Regions from separate parts of the Mus musculus genome. Here all the other regions are linked to region 1. The links are chromatin loops, found by intact Hi-C in ENCODE. Cell type or tissue: heart. All regions are shown on one strand.

The links. Hi-C counts contacts between places; a loop is a spot of excess contacts. Peaks named below come from ENCODE experiments on the same cell type or tissue, not always from the same donor. Only the 100,000 strongest peaks of a DNase experiment are listed, where the experiment ranks them.
Region 2: it touches region 1 in a loop (4-fold over the local background); 10 of 42 quality-filtered maps call a loop at or near these places.
Region 3: it touches region 1 in a loop (7-fold over the local background); 5 of 42 quality-filtered maps call a loop at or near these places.

What each region holds. Positions count from the first base shown.
Region 1 is chrX:169,035,761-169,038,260 of GRCm38, reverse strand. All of the region lies in intron 1 of Arhgap6 (Rho GTPase activating protein 6), which reads right to left. Among named protein-coding and RNA genes, the nearest start is that of Amelx, 150 kb to the left of the region's middle. In heart, a CTCF peak has its summit at 1,387; a DNase peak (open chromatin) is centred at 1,550; H3K4me3 peaks cover 1,246 bases; H3K27ac peaks cover 336 bases.
Region 2 is chrX:169,298,330-169,300,829 of GRCm38, reverse strand. It overlaps Arhgap6 (Rho GTPase activating protein 6), which reads right to left. Exons shown (of 13, transcript NM_009707.4): 11 at 493-767. Among named protein-coding and RNA genes, the nearest start is that of Hccs, 21 kb to the left of the region's middle. In heart, a CTCF peak has its summit at 1,035 (motif pointing right); no DNase peak of the experiment used is centred here.
Region 3 is chrX:168,936,983-168,939,482 of GRCm38, reverse strand. All of the region lies in intron 1 of Arhgap6 (Rho GTPase activating protein 6), which reads right to left. Among named protein-coding and RNA genes, the nearest start is that of Arhgap6, 140 kb to the right of the region's middle. In heart, a CTCF peak has its summit at 1,328 (motif pointing left); no DNase peak of the experiment used is centred here.

The sequences.
Region 1 (2,500 bases):
TTGTTCCTTGAACCTTGGCTTTGGAAAGAAACTTAACAATTTCCTAGCTCAGAGCCTCCCCTTTCCATTGGAGGAAAGTGGCATTCGAGACATACTCGATTTGCCCTGATGGCTGATCCAGGACCAGCTCAGGAAGCTTCTGAACCTCTGAGCCTACCGCTCATATCCACATCAAATCCTTCCTTTAAATAAAAAATATATGTAGTTTTAATATAGAAAGTGGATTGGGAAGATGTGAATTCTAGACAGCTAACTGCCTTTGCCTTACTATGAATATTGATTTTGTTTTACTTGTCAGCTCTCTGTCTTGTCTGTATCTCTCCAGTTTTTTGTTTGTTTGTTTGTTTGTTTGTTTTAATTGGCAGTCAAATGCTCGATCTCAACAGTGAAAAGCATGTCAGGAAAAGCTCAGTAAAGTAGCAGAGAGCAGAACAACAGTGATGTTTCACCTCAAAACTACTGATTTTCAAAATTGAAAATAAAATATCCAAAACCTGCTGCCTGTCCCCCTCCTGGCAATCTTCAGAAGTAGTGCTCATTCGTCAAATACCTTTGTAATTCCCTCTTGCTTGCTTTCCTTCCTCTCCAAAAAAAAAAAAAAAAAAAAAAAAAAAAAAAATTAAGCTTAATCTAGAATCTTGTTTGGTTAGCCATTAACGTAAAACCTTGACTCCTTCAAAGGACACAAGCTCAATGAGATTTCTGTCTAGCACATATGCTGGGGTAGGTACCTACAGACCCTAGAACAATGTTCAGCACAAAATAAGTCCTCAATAAATATTTGTGGGACACTTAAGTCAACAGAGGGAAGAGAGATCACCGTGAGATAAAAGAAGACTCCAACAGAGGACTCGCTGGTATTAAGCAGATAGTTGGCAACCTTCTGTCCCTTTGCAAACTCCTAAGGAAATGCACAAACTCCTTCCAAGGAGTAAACTCGGTGCACTCAAAGCTCCCTGCGACATTTCTTCAGCAACTCCACTGTGTTCAGATCAGTGGGCAGCCTTTACTTCTTTTTAGCTCGATTCTAGTCCTTGCATTAAATCTGACCGAAGGCTAGCCACGCCCCAGAAGACCTACATTTTAGTCCTAAACAGCGAGGTAGTAAAGAGGTCCAGGCCCAGGTAGTGGACTAAGTGACCACTGCTCAAGTCACAGGAACAGGGACACTCAGCACACAGACTCTTACTCAGGGATTTTGAGAAGCATGGTTGACTTAGTTCTGGAGCAGGTGGCACTCCTGGGTGAGGTACCCGGCACACCCAATTCCCGAGCCCTGTTCCCAAGCCAAAAGACCTCTGAGAACAAGAATCCCATCACCTCCACACAGTATCCTTTTTGCCAGCCAAGTGGCGCCCCCTTTCGTCTCCTCGCCGGTCGGGACACTCACTTACCGCGTAGTGCAGACGGGGTTTCTCGCTGTAGGACGGGTCCCCCATGTCCCCTACTGGAGGAGCAGCAGGCTCTCCAGCTCAGCTTAGGGTCCTGGCGTCTATCAAGTGGTCCCCTTACTTCACTGCCATCTCAGAGAAAGCCCTGGGCGTCAGCCCTGCTGTGCTCTGAGCGCTCTGAGCCTGAGCTTGGCTCCTAGCGTAGCTGGCACTGAGTCCTGCGGCAGAGCCTGTGGGGACCGGGAGGAGGAGGCAGCGAGCAGGGGGGAGGGAGAGGAGGAGGAGGGAGCGGCCAAGTCTGATGAGATGGGCGGGCGTTTAATTCCTTCCGCTCCTGGCGGGCCCCTGCTGAGGCAGTGGCCGCTGCCAGCTGTTGGAGGCTGCAGTCACAGAGGTCGCCCAAGACAGGTGTCAGGCTGGCCAATGTCCCGCCACCTAGCACTCAGTTCCTCCCGCTGGCCCTGACAATCAACACTGGGGCTTCAATACCTGTAGAGAGAAGAGCTTTTCGAGAGATATTTTTGAGTAACTTTGAAGAAGCTGGGTTTCTGCCACTGGAAGGCGATTCCCACCCTTCTCAAGGGAGGGTGGAGTTGAAGGTTTTGGAAAGTCTTGATCTGAGTCTCAAAGTGCTGAGACTCTTCGAGATCTCAGGTGTTTGAGAAGGATGTAAGTATTACTGTCCCCCCAGGACCTGTTGAAGCTAGGAGATCCGGAAAGAGTGGTGGCTAAGGGAGCTTACACTAGCCAAGCAGTGTAGGGAAACCTGCTGAAGGGCTAGTCCTAGAGGATTTGTTACAACAGGAGTGAGTTCACACCCTAACTGGATCTGGGCATACACTGTAGGGTAGGTAAGCGGCAGCATTGAACAAGGAGTTATAAAGAGGATAACTAATGGCAAACACTGCCAGGTAAACCAACTCGTTTTTAGCACACACACTGGAGCTTCAAAATAACTCATACAATTGGCTTCTGCTGTAAAATCCCTCCATGGAAAGCTGTCCTTTAAAACACCTCATTAAAAAAAATGTCAGCAAGTTTCCTCAGAAAGAAATGCAGAAGAGGTATAGGGCATGGGGTAGGGTGGCAGAAGAATCTGGAGACTGTGT
Region 2 (2,500 bases), 260 kb before region 1:
TCTGTGGAACTTAGTTATTCCTTTGACATCCTGATAGCTGGAATTGGCATAACATCATTGTGATACCCAGGCTAGTGCTTTTTGTCCCTGGATGCTGACATTGTCTGGTTTTGGTACATTGCATTGTTATATGGTAGATTAAGCACCTTTGCTTTATGAAAAATTGAGTGACATCTTAGACTAGCAACTAAGCAATGCAAACCCTCTGGATACCTTAAAAGGTCATTTGGGAAAATGAGTTGCTGTTTGGGGCATACACTCAATTCACAGGTATTTGAGAATCAGAGGTTGAAAGGACCTTCTGAGTCAATGCCTTGGGGTTACCATCCCTTCCTCCCATCTTTTGTATTTAGCAGATACTCAGTAAATGTTCTTCGAATTGCAGAAACAATAAACAAGGGCCTGATGAAGAAGGTCCAATATGGCCCACCCATGTTGCATCCACAGGCAGGTGATTAAGCAATTGGGCTGTCCCAGCCAGGCTTCAGTTACCTTTTCCAAGCCTTGGTCCAGGAGAACTTTCTCTTGACTTTGACTTTGGCGATGACAAGTGGCCCACCAGTGTATACTGCTCTGGCACTTTATAAAGCTTCTCCGAGCCCCCCCGGGCCCTGTCCTCTTGCATAGCCAGCAGGGAGCGCTCAGACAATACTGGGGAGTTGTTGTCATAAGGGGAGATGTCTCCACTGGAGGCTTTGTTGGAATCTGTAGATGAATGCCTCCCTCCCATGGAAAAGGAAACTTCCGTCTGAAGTATGTCAGGGCTCCTGGCATAAGATAATACAGGTGTGTAAGTATGATCAGATTCAGATATTACACAATTGCCAATGGAATATTTCGAAGACATGGACATGGAGGCTGAAATAAAAAGACCTTTTGAGCAATGGTCCAACAAACACATCCTTACCAGTAATGCGAAAGCATTTTCCATAAAATGATCACAAGATGGCAGGAAAACACAACAAATGTAACAAGACGTGGCAGCTGGTGAAGGATGTGACAGAGGAGAAAATCAAGTTCTGCTGTAGTTGCCAGTGTTAAACCAGCAGAGAGCAGTAAATCCACACAAATGTCATAAAGCATGGGTCAACTGGAAGGGAGATGAACCCACACATGCCTGTGTTCCACAATGCTGCCCACTGGCAGAGAGGAGTAAAACCTAAGAGGTTTAACGAAAACAGGACGTAAATACAGATGGATCCCTGTCACCACCTTGCATTGCTGGAGTGCCTCATGGACTGATGCCTGATTATATTTAAAGGTGAAAGCCTTGGGGGCGGGGGTCACTATTAAGCAAGGAAAAGAAAACGATGACTTTTTTTTTTCCTTCCTCAGTCTTCTGAATTAAAACTAATCTAGACTAGACAGGGACAATTCTGAGTTAAAGGAAATTTGGGGACTAAAATGGAGCAGAGGCTGTAGGAAAGGCCATCCAGAGACTGCCCTACTGTGTGATCCATTCCATTTGAAAACACCAAACCCCAATACTATTGCTATTGCCAAGATGTGCTTGCAGATAAGAGCCTGGTGTGGCTGTCCTCTGAGAGGCTCTACCAGCACCTAAGACATACAGATGCTCACAGCCAACCACTGCACTGAACCTAGAGACCCCAGTGGAAAAGTTAGAGGAAGGACTGAAGGAGCTGAAGGGGAGCCCCATAGGAAGAACAACAGTATCAACTAACCAGACCCCTCAGAGCTCCCAGGGACTGAACCACCAACTAAAACGTATACATTGGCAGTCCATGGCTCCTGCTACATATGTATCAGGGGACTGCCTTATCTGGCATCAGTGGGAGGGGAGGTGCTTGGTCCTGTGGAGGCTTGATGCCCCAGAGAGGGGGGATGCTAGAGGGTTGAGGTAGAAGTAGGTGTGTGGGCAAAGGGGAGGGGGAGGGGTGGGAGATATGTGGAGGAAAGACCAGAAAGGCAGATAACATTTGAAATGTAAACAAATAAAATGATTAATAAAGGAATAAAAATAAAAGTCTCCCCCTAAAATAATAAACCCAACTTACAGTTCATTGTTGCTTTGGGGTAAACTTTTCTTTTCCCTCTGTACACTTAGCAAATTAATTTATACTTCCTGTGATGAAGACAATGGTGCTACGGGTGGAAATATCTATGTATGAAGAGGTGGCTAAACTGGTAAATAAATTAGTTTATTAAAGACCCGAGTGTATGTAAATACATAGAACATGAAGTTGCAAGGCATTGTTTTGCTGTGTAAACTATAGCATTATCTCACATACCATTAGCATCCATACTTATGAGTTGTCATAGCAACAGAAATAACAGAAAATGTAAATGAAGCAGGAAAATGAGAATACCAGGAATGTCAGGACTGGGCAAAGTCTTACCTGGAAACATCTTTATTTTCTACCTTCCTCAAAACAGTGACCCTGACATCTTAAAGGGAAATGATCAAAGGTTGATTAAATGTTTCACAATGTGCTTCTGCCTCCCCACACCCTTACCCAATTTGCTTCTCTTTACTGGT
Region 3 (2,500 bases), 99 kb after region 1:
CTAGCAATATTTTCCTCAGGAGGACCCCTCAAGTATTTAGGCAAATGTTCAAACCTATATTTTCCACAGGACACAGAGTGTCAACAAGTAAACTTGTCTGATAAAGAAATACAACGTACTTGTGTTGTAAATACTGTAAGCGGCCTAGAAGTGATGACTTGGTAGGTAAAAGCCCTTTATGGGCAAGCATAAGAATCTGAATTTAGGGCATTCTAAATTCAGAATTTCTTTAATGCCTGGTTTAGCCTTCTTTTGTATACAGAAAGCTTCCACTTTTGTCAGCAGGTAGGTAGGTCGGTAAGTCTATAGGTTGGTAGGTTGGTCAGTCGGTAGGTAGGTAGGTAGGTTATTTGTTTTTAAGACAAATTGCAAATTCCCAAATGCCCACAGGAAAAGCTGAGCATGGATATGAATGCTGCAATCCCAGGACTGTGTGGATTCCGATAGCTCTAGCTAACCAGCATAGCCTAACTTATAAGCTTCAGATTCAATGAGAGACCCTGTCTTCAGGCAACAAGGCATAAAGCTATAATTGACATGTCTCTCTAGCCTCTGCATGTGGGCACATGAATGTGCACCCAAAAATCATGCATGAATATCACAGAGAGAGAGGGGGAGAGAGAGAGAGAGGGAGAGAGAGAGAGAGAGAGAGAGAGAGAGAGAGAGAGAAAATATGACGTTGTGAAAGCACAATATGGGCCATGCAGACAGGTATAAAAATTTGTTCTAGGCTTGGACAAGCAAAACAAATTCCCAAAGAAGTAGAGAACTTGTTGAATATAAAGAAAACTTGAGAGTTTTGGGTAGTTAGAAAGAGAATAAGTAAAGGGACAGTGGGGGAGGAGGGGACAACAGGGCAGCACTGTCCTCTGGAAATTCAAGTCAAGCCTTACTACCTACCATGCTGTTTGAATGTCAATTACAGCCCAGCTATGCTACATTTAGGCAATCTGTAATAGGTTATTGGAAAAATGAGTATGTAACATTCATCCCAGAGTCTCTGAATCAAGTACTAGAACATATTAGTGAATTGATGTCCAATGAATGAATGAATGAATCCACAACTTTCCCAAACATTTTTCTACATTTAGTCCTTTGTCATGTTTAAAAGAGGAAGGTCTAGTAGTATTGCATCAATATCACAGATCTATCAATTTGCCTGCAGAGTGAATTTGCAAGGACATTCTAAATTCAGGATTTCTTTAACGCCTTGTTTTGCCCTCTTTTGTATACAGGAAGCTTTCATTTTGGTCAACAAGTACGTAGGTAGGTAGTCAGGTAGGTTATTTATTTTTAAGGCGAAGTGCAAACATGCCATTTCTTGTATGAGCCCTTGCTGCCCTCTGCTGGCAAGGTGAGTGGAATAAGAAGCAAAAAAAAAAAAAAGGGGGGGGGGGCTTTTTGTAGTTGTCAAAATCTCTGGATGAACTTTCCTCAGTTTCACTTCATTTCAAGGTTCGTGTATTTTTAACTCTAATATTTCTTTCTTAATCCTGGACTGCATCACATGCTAAATATCAATATTTGAAATTTGCTTCTTTAAAATTCATTACAGCGGCCAGAGAGATGACTCAACAGATAAAAGGTACTTGCTGTAGAACGTAACAACCTGAGTTCAGCCTCCATGACTCCACCCTGTGGATCTCACCTGCTACTTGTCTTCTGACCTCTACATATGAACTAGTGTTCATATGCACCCACATACACATTGGTGTGCATGCACGCACATATACACTATAAACAAAATACTTTAATTTTTGGTTCATACTATATTAAGCATTGAGCTTTATCCTGGCATTGCAATCGTTAAAGTCAGGTGCATCTACACAGTCTGGACCTAGGTCCCCTGCACATATGTAGCAGATGTGCAGCTTGGTCTTCATGTAGGTCCTGCACAACTGGAGTGGGGACTGTCCCTAAAACTGTTACCTGACTTCATAATCCATTCCCCAACAGGGCTGCCTTGTCTGGCCTCAGTGGAAGAGAATGTGCCTAGCCCTATAGAGACTTGATGTGTCAGGGTCAGGGATACCCAGGGTGGGGCTCCACCCTCTCAGAGGAGAAGGGGAAGGGGGATGGAGGGAGGGACTGTGAGAGAGGCAACTGGGATGGACTACAACAATCAGAATATAAAGTGAATAAATAAAAGAACAAAAGCCAGGTGCATCTAAAATGAGAGGCGGACAAACTTGATCTTGCTCTAATTGACACACATATGTGTGTATATATATATATATATACATACACACATATGTACATATGTGTATATATTGGACAGAGTCCCCTCTGTGGGTCAGGATGACCTGACGCTTACAGAAATCCCCTACCTTGACCTGCTGGGTACAGTATTCTAACACTTAATCCTCCTTGTGCGCTCCCTTAAGCAGCAAAAGCAGAATCTAATACTACGCACCCCTCCAGGATTGTACCCATGCTCTCCCTTGAGAAAGTTAGTTCCAACCAAGAACAGCACTGAGGCAATAAGATCCCTAAACTAATC